2 separate regions of the Homo sapiens genome follow, and region 1 is linked to region 2. Evidence: read pairs that join two places in POLR2A ChIA-PET (ENCODE). Cell type or tissue: GM12878. All regions are shown on one strand. Links, peaks and the distances in the headings refer to the core of each region. The heading gives the core; the rest is flanking DNA.

Region 1 (7,405 bases), core at 1,694-5,693, 54 kb after region 2:
TTGTTTTGTTGTTGTTGTTGTTGTTTTGGGAAAACCAAATAAATAGGCCTGTTTTGCTATGCAGTGTAAAGCAAAGACTCTCTTACAACATGGAAATATTTGAGATGCTCTGGTTCAGGAAATTAAAACTGCTTGGGGGATGACAATAAAAGCTTGCCTTTGTTAAAAATAGAGTTGCATCTCTGCAAACATGTTTGATTTGGGAAAATCATGTGTTTTACTAAGTGCAATAATAAGGACAAAAGAAAGAGTAAGATAATATTGTTCCCCATTTAAGCCCTTTGAAAGGGTTGGATCTCTTCTTGTTAGAGGGGTGAGAACCTAAACTTAACAGATCCACGATCACGAAAAGTAGCATTATTACAATGCCTTGGCTACAAGAAGATCTAAATTCAGGTGATCAACAGTTGCACAGTTTTTTAGGTGTTCTCATTCACTGGAACCAGCAGGATTAGCAGCCACTTGGACTGGCATCCTCTTTCCATTATATATTCTCACTGGTTATTTTTGTATATATACAACTATTGATTTTAATTTACTTATTTATTGCCTGCCAGCTTACCCAACTCAGTAGTTTTTTAGCAGATTCTCTTATGTTTTTCTATGCGTTCACTAACACAAAATAATGAAAATTTTTATTTCTAGTTTAATTGCTTCTTGTTTTAATTTTCAGATTACAGTGTAGATTTTTAATTTGTTTAATTTTTAGTAAATTAGACTGGTGGAAAAAATTATTATTTTATTTTAGATAATAATTTTATTTTATTAATGTATTTACTGATGTGGGGAGAAACAAAAATGACTCTGAGCTTTTAAATCATATTAGTGGTAGTCTAATTCACAGTAAGCAATCCATATTAAAATCTATTGCATCCCATTCATCGATTGAATGGTTAGAAAAAGGAAAATTATCCATGTTAATCATTTGTGAAGCATTCTAATAAGGTAGTCTCAAGGGAAATTGCCAGGTATTTAAATTTTCTATAAAATTTCTACTGGATAACAATTAAACCATATCTACATATTCACATACTTTAAAATAATTTTCTATAATTGTGTCCTGTATGTATATGTATACATATATATATACACACACACGTCTATGTGTGTGTGTGTGTGTGTGTGTGTGTAAAGAGAGGGGGTCGAGTTTAGCATATATGTGTGCTTCAGTTTTTATATTGTTGAATAATTCCAAGCGTGGATGTACTAAATTTTATTCATCCACTTATCAGCTGATTGACATCTGGGCTGTTTCTTCTTTTGGTTATTACAAATAAAGCTGCTATGAACATTTGTTGAACATTTGTGTATGTGTGGAGGTACGTTTTCGTTTCTCTTGGGTATATATTTACTAGTAGAAAAGCTGGGTCACTTGGTAACTCTATGTTTAACATTTTGTAAAACTGACAGACTGTTTTACAAAGAGGCTGCTCCATTTTACATTTCCACCATCAATATATATTGGTTCAAATCTTTCCACATCTTTGTGAAAACTTCTTACTGTTGCAGTCGTCATAATGAATATCAAGTGTGATTATGATTTGCAGTACTTTGATGTCTAATAGTGTTGAGCATTTTTTATGTGTTCATCAGTCATTTGTGTATCTTCTTTGGAGAAATATTTATTCAAATTATTTGCCCATTATTTAATTGGATTAGTTGTTGTTTTATTGTTGAGTGTATAAAGCATTCATTATTTATTCAAGATACAAGTCCATTATCACATAAGTGATTTGCAAATATTGTCTCCCATTCTGTCAGTTGACTTTTTGTCTTTTGAAGCATACAAGTTTTTCATTTTGATGAGATCTAACATCTGTTTTTCTTTTTTCATTTGTATTTTTTGTGTCATGTTTAAGAAGGCTTTGCTTAACCCAAAGTTATGAAGATTTCTTCCTATTTTTTATCCTAAGAGTTTCATCATCTACCATCTATGTTTAGGTTTAAGGTATATTTTTAGTTATATGTGTGGGTGTATGAGTGTGTGTGTGATATGAAGAAGGAATCAAATATCATTCTTTTACATGTGGCTATACAATTGTTGGGAGTACTATATATTTGAGATAATTTTTTTTCTCATTGGACTTTTCTGGTACATGTAGCTGTGTCTATTCTTATTCAAACTCTCTTTATTACTATAAACTTTATACTGAGGTTGAAATCAGGAAGTGTGAGCCCACTAACTTTGTTTTTTTCATTTAAGATTCTTTTGGCTTTTCTGGGTCCCTTGTATTTCCATATGCATTTTAAGGTCAGCTTGTCAATTTCTGGGAAGAAGCCAGCTGGGATTTCTATACATTAAATCTGTAGGTCTATTTGGATAGAATTGTCATCTTCATAATATTAGGCCTTCCATTCCATGAACATTGTTATCTTTCCATTTTTTAAAATCCTTAGCTTCTTTCAATGATGTGCTGTAGTTTGGGTGCATATGTTTTAACATTTAAAATTATTTTGCTAAACTTATTTCTAAGTATTCTATATTTTAAAATTATATTATAAATTAAATTGTCTTTTTAATGTCATTTTCAGATTGTTCATTGCTCTTATATAGAATACAAATGATTTTTTGTATGTTGCTTTTGTAACCTGCATCCTGAGTATACATTTCTATTAAATTATTTAAGATTTTGTATATACCAGTACTTGCCATCTGCAAATAGTGATAGTGTTACTTCTTTCTTTCCAATCTGGATACCATTTATTTCCTTCTCTCTCTCTGTCTCTCTCTCTCTCTTTACCCCACCCCCAATTACCCTTGCTGGAATCTCCAGTTTTAGTCAACATTAGTTGAATAAAGGCAAAAGTGGACATGTTTGCTTTGGTCCTGGTCTTTGAGGGAAAACATTCATTTTCTCACCACTAAATATAATACGAGCCTCGGGTTTTGGTATTCCTTTTATCAAGTTGAGGAAGTTCTATTGCTAGTTTGTTGAATATTTTTATAATGAAAGGTTATTGAATTTTGTCAAATAAGCCCGTCATTCAACCATGTCAAATTGTTGTCTTATTGCAATGAGAGAGACCGTATACTAGAAAAACTATGGCGAATCTCAAAAAAAGGAAGAAAGAAAAAAGGGAGGGAGGGAGGGAGGAAAGAAACGGAGGCAGGCAGGCAGGCAGTAAGGAAGCAGAGAGAGAAAGAAAGAAGAGAGAGAAAGAAAGAGAAATAAAAAGAGAAGCAAGCAAGCAAGAAAGAAAAAGATAAAATAAAGAAAAGGAAAGAAAAGAAAAAAGAAAAGGAAAATAAAAGAAACAGAACTTTTAGAAGATTTTTACAGAGGGTAGAATTTAGACACAATTTCAGTAAGTAGTGTTTTGTTAGGCTTAAAGTAGAGCACAGTTATGTGTACTATTTGTAAAGAGTTCAACATCAGATCTGGATAGTGAATTGGACCTGTATCCTTGGAAACTTCACAGTTAATATAGATGTGGAATATTTTGTGCAGGAACTTCTTATTTTAGGCTCTTTGCCTGGGCTGCAAATTGAGAGTGCTTCTGTGTGTCAAAATAACTCAGATCCTCCAAACAAGATTTGGATGCTTTATACTGGTGATATAATTTCAATCAACAAACTGATATTCTGTGGCTTTGGAGAACAAGCCAGTAAGTAAGAAGGTAGTACACAATCAAGGAGGACTTCATTATGATGCTTTATAGTTGTAGCATGTCCTTGAGATAAATGTTATTTTCTGCTAAATTTGTGTGTTAGTCTGTTCTCATGCTGCTAATAAAGACATACCCGAGACTGGGTAATTTATAGAGAAAAGGAAGTTCAACAACTCACAGTTCCACATGACTGGGGAGGCCTCACGATCATGGTGGAGAGTGAAAGAACAGCAAAGGCACATCTTACATGGTGACAGGCAAGAGGGTGTGTGCAGTGGAACTGCTCTTTATAAAATCATTAGATTTTGTGAGACTTTTTCACTATCACGGGAACAGCATGGAAAAACCTGCCACTGTGATTCAATTACCCCCGACTGGGTCCCTCCTACAACACATGGAGATTATGGGAGCTACAATTCAAGATGAGATTTGGGTGAGGACCCATCCAAACCACTTTGCAACTGGATTTACCTGCGACTGTTTTCCTAGCCGGATGAATACCAGTGTTTAATGGACGTGACTCCCTATGAATAATACCCTTCACTGCCTTTCCCATTTGGTAAGCTCTTATCCTGTCTTTAAGACAATGTGCAGACCAGAAGGGGCTATTGCTGTTCTTCAGTGGTGATGAGATGAAAGTATGTTCTCTATGAACTGAAGTCCTTTGGATAGCTGCAAGAGTAGTGGTTTATTTCTCTGCCAAGCTATTAGAATCAATTTCCCTATCATGGCTATGGAAACTAGAATCCAGGAAATAGGGTACAACCACGGTTCTGAGTTACTTGCCTGGCTTGTATTTTTTGATGTGCTGACCTCCCCTTATTTCTTCTGCAAAAACATGTCAGGACCTGACTCATGCTTAGCCAATCTCAATTCCCTGCTCAAAAGTGGGTAAGAGGGAAGAAAACTCTTTTTTTTTTTTTTTCTTGGCAAGTGCATGAGGTAAGGAGACAGGATTTTTACTGGTTTGCATTATATTTCATATGCCTATTCTACATCCTTGAGTTCCAAGAATTTAGCCCTGTATTGATTTACTCTGCTCAATATTTCAAGTCTGGTTGGGTAGATAGGCATTTTATTTTATTTTCAAACTACATAATTGCCTTCCAGAATCAGTAATTCAAAGTCCTATTCTGGCTGTTCAACTGTTTTAGGAATCTCAATGTTCAAACACAGATGTGTGTGCACACACACACATATACATGCCACATGCCCTCTCACTGTCGATAAATAATCACAAAATTGAGAAATATGTCTTATCTCAACTAAAATATTTCAATAATTTTAATTGGCTTTTTGTTAATTAAAATATAATTTTATAAGGATCTAAACATCATTTTTAGAAAGAAGTACATGACTAAAATATTTTAAAATGTAGCAACAGATCATTATTAACTGTAATTTCTGTTTATCATCTATTACAAAAATAAAGTAAAACAGATTATATGTGGATATTGAGATGTATTATGTTCTCTAGTAACTCTGGAATTATGTTAACCATAGAAAAGAAACATCTGTCACATCTCAATGGTGATACGAAGTGTTTTCTTCCTGAATTGGCAAGAGAAAGTTACGAAGAGGAAGATATGTCATGGTTACTGGAAGAGAAGATGTAGAATCAGGATGGATTATTCTCATTTGCTTAAATTTTCTCAGAGCTATGCCATTTCTCATTCTATTTGTGAACGATGAAAGGCGTGTAATGCTATAGATACTACTACTAGAGTTCATTGCATTTCTGAAATGATTTGGAAGTTTAAAAAATACACTGGCAAAGGTGATTTATTAATTAATGATTTAAACATCCTTAACCATGATCAACTTTTCTTCCACTCACTCCAAATAGGAGAACTATGTGCATCACATAAAATTAGCTTAACTGATTTTACAGTGACTGTGTTTTATAATTTTTCTTCCGTCATCTCTAGGCTACATTTTCATACTAATCACCCTCATTAATACCTTGTAGACTGCTTTGTTGACTGTGTGAGAGGAGACTATCTATGGTATATTACTAGATATACAATTCTCCTAGAGTCAAACAAGTTAAGACTAATGAATCATTCCTTTGGTTTCAGGTTGGTATAGATTGAGGTTAAGTAGTAACCATTATAAACCCATATCCAAATAGTGGTGCTACTAAGAACATAGGCTTTTGGAATCAGGTGAATGGGGGAGCCAGGCGGTAAAAATTTTGTGTTAATATTATCAGCCCTGTGACTATAAGTTTCAGCTTTCTTCTTGGGAAATGGAAAATTATGACACAAACTTCACATTTTATTTTATGTATAAAATAAAATGATGTATGAAAAGCAGTTTTTATCATTTCTAGCATGTGGCAACTAAAATGATAGCCATTAATTGCATTATTATTGGATATTTCATGTTGTATGTAAAAAAAGAAATAAAAAAATATGAAAAAAAACATTGTTCAAAAACTTTAATTATTGTTTTGCCCTCCCACAAAATCCTATTGATCCCCCCAAACTAAATATTAACTCATCTTAAACCTGGAAACAGCTCTTTTCAGATACCTATTTTTATAGCAGCTGGATAGTTCCTATTAGGGATTCTTTGAGAGAAAAGCAGGGGAAATGCTCTGTCTGTAATAATGTTAATTTCTTGGTATGACTGAAAAAAGTGTATACGTTCTTTGTTAAATTAAACATGCTCAGAATAATAATTCTGAGTAAAGCAAATAACATGTAGGAAAAGTGTAATAATTTGATTATACTTAAAGATGCACTCATAGCATGTCTGTGAAAAATAAAACAGCTACTTATGTTACCCTAGAGATTGGGAATACAATTTTAAGAAATAATTACTTTTGTTTTTCACCTTGTCACTTTTATGTATTAGGATCTGTGTACCATCATTTATCTTTGTCTGACATTTAAAGCATGCTTTAGCTGGCAATTAATTTCTTTTTCTCTTGCTTTGTTTTTTTTTATCTCATTAGTTGGATAGAAGCAAATAAATTGACACATTAACCTATTAAAACATTATCTACCACTGTTTGATAGTTGCAAGTAAGGAGTTAGATTTTGGATTTCTCATACTGTTGTAGTTTTCGATGTGTTTGCTTTTCCTGGACATCTCCAGATCTATAGTATCAAGAGAAAACTCATGATGATTGTATCTAAGTCGTATTGCTGACATAAGGTTTTCCAAAACATCTCTAAGTTGTTGCACGTTGGATATTTTTGAAAATTGATTAAGATACAAGAAAGAGAGCCACCATTTTCCAAAATGAAAGGCAATTATTTAATTTTATTTTATTTGTGAGAAGATTAAGTCTATAATGACATTTTTTGCAAAAATTGCTCCCATTATATATGTATAATAAGCTGTCAATTGTAGGTATCACAATGACTGCATTTTTATTTTGGAGATTTTGTGGAGAAATGGTTGATGAAATAACAGGTATACATGTATGTCTTAAATGCTTTTTCTGTCCAGAAGTCATTTTTTTGTAAATAAAAGTATATATTTTTTCTTTTTCTTCCCCCACTAGATGTGGGTTCTGTGGAAGGACTTGCCTATCACAGAGCCTGGGATACACTGTACTGGACAAGCTCTACCACCTCATCCATCACCAGACACACTGTGGACCAGACTCGGCCTGGAGCATTTGACAGGGAAGCTGTCATCACCATGTCAGAAGATGACCATCCACATGTGCTAGCCTTGGATGAATGTCAAAAGTAAGAAACAGTGTAGTTTTATTTCTTCATTATAGTTATAAGTCAAAAGAATATCAGAGTTCTGTTAATTTTAAGAATTAACTTTAAAAATA
Region 2 (8,875 bases), core at 2,260-6,259:
CAGTACCCTTCTTGCTGATATGGAGAAAGTTTTAGTGGTCGGGAGAGAAGGTCAAACCAGCCACGACATTCCCATAAACTAAAACCTAATCCAGGAAAGGCCCTAACTCTCTTTAATTCTATGAAGTCCGAGAGAAGTGAGGAAGCTGCAAAAGTTAAGTTTGAGCTAGCAGAGATTGGTTCATGAGGTTTAAGAACAGAAGCCGTCTCCATACAATAAAAGTGTAAGGTGAAGCAGCAAGTACTGATGTAGAAGCTGCAGTAAGTTTTCCAGAAGGTCTAGCTAAGATAATTGATGAAGCTGGCTACAGTAAACTTCTGTTTATATCAGATATGTGTGGATCTTGGCATGATTCACTGGACTATTGTAGTTTTTCTGTATGCCACTATGGTGAATACTCGATGATGATGATGACCAGTGTATTTCCAACATGGTGTGTTTGTAATAGTCTGTAATTTATCTCAAATTTTATATTTTTAGTATCTTAGTAGGAATTTTGGGGGACATTTTAATGAATTTCAGAATGTCAAATACCAAAAACACAAATTCTCTGTTGGTTGATAAGTTACAGGTATTTTTATATATAGCATGCAATTTAACATATCATTGAGCTGAAATTCTTGTGTGCTGTTCAATCATGTTCTGAAGGCTACATGTTGTTTTACTTAAAAGCATTTTTATAAAGTTAGTGCACTTTCTTAACTGTAGCCCTTTACCCATTTGGAAATTATACACATTTACTCTAATAGATTGTTATTAATATTTGCTACCCTACAACTTTTCTGTTATCAATACTTTTGCAATCTAAAGCATTTGCAGGCGCCTCACTAAAATGATTACCATTGGCAATTTCCTCTTTATATGTGTAAAAAATTTTAAATTTCTGTCAGAAGGAATGATGTTTCCTCTGAGACTTTGTATTTTAGACCTAAGGCAATGTTTCATGAATTTTACTTGAAAACAGATACTCACTGCCAAGATAAAAATGGTTTGCCATAGGGAATATTGTGCAGTTTTCAGAGTCATTCTTATTTAATTCTTTCTATTTGTGCAAGGAATTATATCCATTCCAATGAAAATGGCCTTCTTTTACCACTGAAATTATATTTTCAATAATATCAACAGGAAACTAGTAAATTCCAGGCCTTTCACCATACCTCAAATTAGTTCCTTGTTCTCTACATTTAAAATTTTTTCATCTTTATCTAATTCAGTTTGGTGTTTGTGTAATTTAATTGCTTCACTTCTTTTTCTATCATTTTAAGTTCCCTTGTATTATTACCCTCTTCCATCCAAAGGAAGACTGTGTTAATACCAGCTATGTATTCTTAAATAATTTTTCCTTAATATTTGTAATTATAGCATGTATAGACACCTATGTGTAATACTTATGCAAATAAAAACTGTGGATTATTTTGTCCTCCATTTTACAATCTCTAATTTTCTCACTCAAGAAATACCTCATACAAATGTAGTCAAGTGAACTGGAATTTTTCCTTTTAATAGTATATATATAGCGGATATATATATGTAGTAATATATAATGGATATATCATGTTTTATTACTTCCCTTATTGATTACAAATTACCTTTCTTCTAGTTTTTTTCTACTCTAAGTTATACTAATCTAAATATTTCCATATGGCTACTTTATTCTTGTTCGTTAGAGTTACTTCCAAGTTTTTAACACGATATTTGAGTTTAAATGATAAAAGAGAGAATTCAGGTAATTATTCAGATGACTTATGTCAAGTGTTTCAATTAGATAAATTGTTTAGTGCTTATTTCTCATATTTTAATGCTATACAACTTAGAATCTTAAACTTTTTTGTGTGTATCACAACATAGAACAGAGATATACTTAGTGTGTATCATATGTCATATGACATGATTTTGAAATAAAGACAACAAACTGATTTCAAACCTAAAACTTTAATAAGTATTGAGTAATTACCAGAGGACAATTAGTCCAGAACTGTCTACATTGCTCACTCATGGGATTTAATCCAGTGGACAATTTTGTTGTTGTTTTGAGACTGGATCTTGCTCTGTTGCCCAGGCTGGAGTGCAGTGGTGCAATCACAGCTCACTGCTGCCTCAACTGCCCAGGCTCAAGTGATTCTCCTATCTCAACCACCCCAGTAGCTGGGACTATAGGTGTGTGCCACCACACTGCGTTTTTTTTTTTTTTTTTAATTATTTGTAGAGATGGGGTCTCATCATTTTGCCCAGGCTGGTCTTGAACTCCTGGACACAAGTGATCCTCCTGTCTTGGCCTCCCTAAGTGCTGGGATTATAGGCATGAGCCATCATGCCCAGCCCAATTTTTAAACTAACTTTCTCTGTGGACCCATAGTCTCAAAATCCTGGTAATGTAATTCCATTCTCTATAGACCTCCAGTACTCTAGTTGAAATTTCTCCATAACAAAATTGGGCCTATCTGCTTTTCATTTTATATCCCTATCATGTTTTTTAATAGCACTCTTTACCCAGTGACTGTACAAATTAATGGCTAAACTGAGAAACATTCAGATATAAACTGGAGTAGGTAACTTACTATTTATTCACCATTTTCTTAATAATGATTGCTACATAATTTAATATCTTTGGCATAAAAGTATGTCTATGAGTTGATTAAATTAACTTTGGCCTCTGATAATGGGAAGGGCAAATGGGTTTCATAGAAAAAACCTTAGGAGTTAACAAAAGCAGAAGAAGAGAGAACATGATTATTAATAATATTAAGAAAACATTTGACAAAAGCATACATTTATCTGCTTGTCTTTTCTAAATGCAATAAAAATGAGAGTTTAAAAAAAAAAAAAACACAAAAAGACAGGAAGAACCTAATGGGAAATAGCAACAAATTGGAAAGACAGCAGGTAAAATTATCAATCAATGCAGACATTTTCAGACATGTACAGTTACCAAATATTTAACTCTGGTGTACCTTTCTTTGAAAGCTGTTGGAGAATGTGTATCTAGTAAATGAAAGACATAAAACAAAGAAAAGAAAGACGTGAGTTTCAGGATATAAGAGACTCTCATATAACGCACATAAACAACCAAAACTTTGTTTCAAGATGAAAGTTGCACATGAGACTCAGGAAAGTCCTGGTCCAGATCAGAGAGGGAGTTTGGGAGATATGAAAAGGAGCTCTTTGGAAGAAAAATGGCTTTGATAGATTATATGATGTATAAGCATCTGGAATATAATTTTGTGTTTAACTTATACAGCATTTATAAAGAATTAAAGACAGGTACATAGAAAATAAAGCAAGTGAAAAAATAGTTTTTAATTACAGGAATCACAAAAATACAAGAAAGTAAACAAAATCATAGTACAGTACTTGTCTCTGCAATGAACAATAAAAATTGACATATAAAAATACTGGAAGTATGCAAAAAGAACTATGGGTATTTAACTTAACATTGTCTAAAATTAATAAAGACCAGTGAGGTATGGGCACATTATTTATGAATATGAAGACGAACCCAGAAAAAGTTACTTTAAAAGTTGAAAAAAACACTTTTGCAGAGCAGGAGTTTTTTTTTGAGGGGAAGGAGTGGGACATTAGTGAATGATAGGTTGTTGTAAGGGATTTCTAATAATATACACTTTTTGAAAAACACTATAAGCATGTATCACATTGATAAAAGTAAGCATTAATTTAAATAATGGCTGGTGATAGAATATACATTTTTCTCCTAATATTGCCTGAAAACAAAAATATTAGTTATTAACAAATATGAAATTATTGATAAACAGTTGCATATCTGAAAGTTAAAGAAGAGATTAAAAATCAATGTGTTACTCCCCAAATAATCTATTTTTCTTGACTCTTAAAAATTTATTTCTTATCTCTCATCCTGTTTTTCTCACTAGTCTCGTAACCCTAATATAAAGTTTTGTGGTTTTGTTTTTGGCTTTGATCATGCATTTTGGAAATTTTTTACATTAAATTGTATCGTTTTATATTTGCTCATGTTGTCTCCCCAGTGAGAGTTCAAGTTTCTTCCTTTGTACCTTCCTTTGTATCTCAGCCTATGTTAAATTTGTAGGTGGGGTTCATTCTATATTTACTGTGTTGAATGTTTCCTGTTTCTTATGTAGCACATATCTGTGTTTGAATATAAGTCCACTGAAGCCAGAATATATTTTTACAGCATTTCCTGAGTACCAGGGGCATCTTGGTAACTGTTAAACATTAACAAAACTCAGTACACTGCAAAGTTGGTCTGGCACCACATCACTAAAAGCAAACCTTTAGTAGCTTTCCACTCCATTAGCTGTAATCGAGTAGAACCTTTATTCATCAAATAAAACCATGCTGAAAATAGATTAAAGTTACAACGCTTATGTACACAGGGTAGTATCATTCCATATGTCTAAATTGCTGAAAAATAGATCTACTACTCATAAAGTATCTATTAGATGACATGTTTCTAGTTCAGTAAAGTGGGATCTTCTTAGTCAACATGAACCTATTATTGTGGCACATTTCATGCTCATTGAAAACAGATTTATAACATGTAAAGAGTCTTTTATTAAATAGATTTTCAGTTCACTAAAAAAAAAAAAAAAAAAAAAAAAAAAAACAGATTTACAGTTTAGGGACAACCCATTGCCTAACATGTTTTCAGCTCACTGAAACAGATTTACAACTCAGAAACAACCCATCATCTAACATGTTTCCAGTTCACTGAAAACAGATTTACAACTCATACATAGCCCATTATCTAACATTGTTCCAGCTCACTGAATATTGATTTAGAATTCATAAACAGCCCATTATCTGACAAATTTTCAGCTCACTGAACAGATTTGCAAATCATAAACAACCTATTACCTACTGCATTTCCAGCTCACTGTAAGTAGATTTATAGTACATAAACAACCTATTATCTCACATGTTCCAGTTCACTGAAGGTTCATACAGAACCCGCAAAGAACCCCAAAGGGTCAAGGTTCCACCTTGGACAGAAAATAAATAAATAAATAAATAAATAAATGTAGACATATTGCGTTAAAAACATTTGATCCTAATGTACTGTCATATCAATAGACATGATAGAGTTTTATCATCATTTTCAAATTTAAAAGAAAAAAATTGGATAAATTAAAGGTGGGAAAACTAGTTTTGTGGATTTTAAGAAATATTTATTTTATTTTTGGAAATTCAGGATGAGAAAATAAAATTATTAAAAATGATTATTGTTTATAAATAATGATGCATTTTTACAACCTTATTGCCAAAGATTGTTTAATTGTTATCCTGTTGCAGTATATAAAGCCATTAGAAAACATGAACTTTTTTGAATGGCTAATATACCAACTTTTGTTAGAAATTGTTAAAACAAATTAACAGAAAAACTTCCTTTTGTATATAATTTGACATTAAATATGTTTACTGGCCATTAATTTGTTTTTATATTATCAATGTGAAAAGACCATATTTTTCCTTCAAAGTATCCAGAAGCTAAACTTTCCTTTTAAACTTTTTATTCCAATTTTTCATTGCTATTTTATTCAATGTTAACCAACTGAAATTTGTAAAGACACAATAAAAATGTTTTACTTAAAATAGTATGGGTTTAAGTATAAAAAACTAAATTTTGAATAATTTATAAGTAGATATTAACTTATGAATGTGTGATGTTACTTCTAAAATGTTTTATTATGGAAGTTTTCAAATAAGCACAAAAGTAAAGAAATAAGTTCTGTTAATCCTTGGGCCCATGGATCAGTTTCAATTAGCATTGACATACAGCCAATTTTGCTTATCTGTTCAATCTCCCACCCCCAACACATACACTCACTGTACCATCGGGTTACTTCGAAACAAATTCCAGGCAACAGGCTATTACATCAGTAAATATTTTAACATTATGGTAAGAGATAAAGGCTCTTTTGTTTTTAATGTAATCACAGTGACACATCATGAGTACATTAAAATAATACCTCAATAGATATAATTTAATTTCTAGCTTACTGATGATTCCATAATGTTGTATTTATATATATATGTATGTATATATATGTATGTATATATGTATGTATATATATGTATGTATATATGTATGTATATATATGTATATATATGTATGTATGTATATATATGTATGTATGTGTATATATATATATGAAATATCTATCTATCCATCCATCCATCCAGCCAGCCCTCTTATTTTTTCTCCTTATTTCCAGTACTGGCCTATAGTTCACCCATATTTGTTAGATGGAATAATCATTCAATGTATGATCTAAAATATTATTCAATGTATATATCTAAAGATTTACTCTGGTCTTAGGATACGAAGTGCTGAGAAAATCAGTGAGTTTCTGGGCCTCTCTTTCTCTTTTCTCAATAGGGCAGTTATAATGATTTTCAGTCTATGGAAAAGCATGTTTTCTACCGCACTGCCTACTTCCCTATATTATGAAGTACAGTTTCCTTTAATTATGAAATAAAGCAATCAAATAGAATTTTTTTTTTTACTTTTATGTTTCAAGATACATAACTTTCTTTACCAAAAGGGATGTGTATGTGTGTTCCTGAGAAAACACTCATGTATATATCACATTGGCATAAATGCCTATCAGTACTATTATATTTCACAGGATAAAATCATTTTGAGGTATATATAGAAGCTCTGTAAAATATTGGGAACTTAAAATATAATAAGAGAAGGAAAATATGACCACTTTTAACTTAGTCTGTTTTGTGATATATTGATGAAATTCATTGTCTTGTTTGTGATTATACTACTGTCAATTTTTGTTTTAAATTGACCCTAGTTAGCTATTGCAAGACCATTTAGTTTGCCATTTCTCTCAAATTTACATGCTTTTGTGGTTTTGTCAGTAACATTTGCTTTTTTAACTCTCTGCTTCTCCAACCTTTAGTCTTTCATACATTTCCTCACTATAGTTGTTAAAAGTTATTGAAAATTCCCTGAAAGTGAACCCCAAAAAACTTTTCTTTTGAATGAATCAGACAAATAGTCCAAGGAGATACACAGACATACACTTGCACATCTAATACAAGCAGAAAAATCAGAAGTAGTCCGCAAAATTACAAATGGTTTAAAAGCAGTAGTTTCGACAAAGCAATAATCAGAAAGAGGAAAGAAGAAAGAAGTAGAATTTTTCTGTATCAGGTCATATCTGGTTGATGTGATAACAAAGATATTTTTCTTTAAAGAAAATTTAGCAATGCCTTTGGGGAAAAAAACAAAGCAAAACAAATCTCTTCCTTTACTGCTTTCCTGGCATTATCAATCATACTTACAATAATATACATTGTGATTTTCTCAATGATTTTTTGAAAATTGTAAAGACAGTGTCCTGAAATAGTGCCAAAGTAATGTGCAATCACCATTTTGTTAGAATTAGTACATCCCTTTAAAATAAGACAAAAAATGTCCAGTTTCTATGTCTCATTATTATATATTGTCACAAAACCTGCCAAGATGTTTTTACATTACAGAATCTGCTAGCAGATTTCCCTGAGCTTTTGGTGACAATGCTGAGGATAATTATGAAATCACTGAGAAGTGGGCAAAACAAAAAACATGATTAATTCTCTATTTGTGGTCTGACATAGATGGACTTATCTTAGAATTACTATAATATGGCATTTATTGAATCCCCTATGTACCACTTAAACCACTTGAATGTGTCTTGTTTCCTTTGGGAATTAAACTAGTAAAGAGATAAATGTATACTCTGCCTATTCTTTTTTTGTTTTTTTTGAGACGGAGTCTCACCCTGTCTCCCAGGCTGGAGTGCAGTGGCGGGATCTCGTCTCACTGCAAGCTCCGCCTCCCGGGTACAGGCCACTCTCCTGCGCCAGCTTCCCGAGTAGCTGGGACTACAGGCGCCCGCCACTATGCCCGGCTAATTTTTTTGTATTTTTAGTAGAGACGGGGTTTCACCGTGTTAGCCAGGATGGTTTCGATTTCCTGACCTCGTGATCCACCCGCCTCGGCCCCCCAAAGTGCTGGGATTGCAGGCGTGAGCCACCGCGCCTGGCGCCTATTCTTTTAATTAAGAAATATGAGGTACTTTTTATAACCTAGCTACTTCTCTGTGCTCTGATGCAATACAGATAAATACAATTCAGTCTCTACATTCTTTGAGTTTCTCTTCCTGCACCTAGGAATGATTAATCTGGAAGGAAACCACTATCTTAAATTCATGAATAACTGAAACAATAGAGTCACATCCAAAGGACAGAACAATTTACTTGCAAGTGAGATTCCAGTTATTGAGGTATTTTGGATTATTGAGGTATTTTGATATTTTATATCTGTGACAATTATAAGAACCTAGAAAATTATTAGAGCAGGATAATTCACAGTTCATTTGCTAGAAATTTAGGACATAAAATAGACGATTAACATCAAGGTTAATAAATGTAGAATTTGGAAGTCACCACTGTACTTTATAAGAATGAGAATAAATTTTTAAAAAGCTTGTTTTACTGATGAATTGGTAAATTTTAATTATTTCCTTATATAATAAGATTAAAAATTTCTTGAGCATGTATTACATGTTGAGCATACTTCGATGGTCTAGAATTTGTACAATAGGAGATCCTTTTAGAGAGATAGGCCACATATATTCCAATTTTTAGAGAGCTAGGAGATATATATATATATACATACATATACCCATACAAATTTCTCTTATTTAACCTCAGGGCTACTGTGCCCAGCTAGGAAACCTTGGGTGAAACTTATTTAATGATATCATTTGACAGTAATGATTATACTTACTGGTGTGTGGGAAAAAGCATAGCTGTGGCAGCAGTATTTCACATGACAAACTAGCATAGAGTTGAGTGAACAATACGGAGAGCAGATGTTTCT

Evidence for each region. Peaks named below come from ENCODE experiments on the same cell type or tissue, not always from the same donor. Only the 100,000 strongest peaks of a DNase experiment are listed, where the experiment ranks them.
Region 1: POLR2A ChIA-PET joins it to region 2 with 5 read pairs; 2 of 35 experiments call an interaction of 5 or more read pairs at or near these places.

The regions. Positions count from the first base shown.
Region 1 is chr2:140,601,358-140,608,762 of GRCh38, reverse strand. It overlaps LRP1B (LDL receptor related protein 1B), which reads left to right. Exons shown (of 91, transcript NM_018557.3): 42 at 7,124-7,313. Among named protein-coding and RNA genes, the nearest start is that of MIR7157, 18 kb to the right of the region's middle. In GM12878, for the core only: no CTCF peak of the experiment used is centred there; a DNase peak (open chromatin) is centred at 3,848.
Region 2 is chr2:140,654,824-140,663,698 of GRCh38, reverse strand. All of the region lies in intron 41 of LRP1B (LDL receptor related protein 1B), which reads left to right. Among named protein-coding and RNA genes, the nearest start is that of MIR7157, 73 kb to the right of the region's middle. In GM12878, for the core only: no CTCF peak of the experiment used is centred there; no DNase peak of the experiment used is centred there.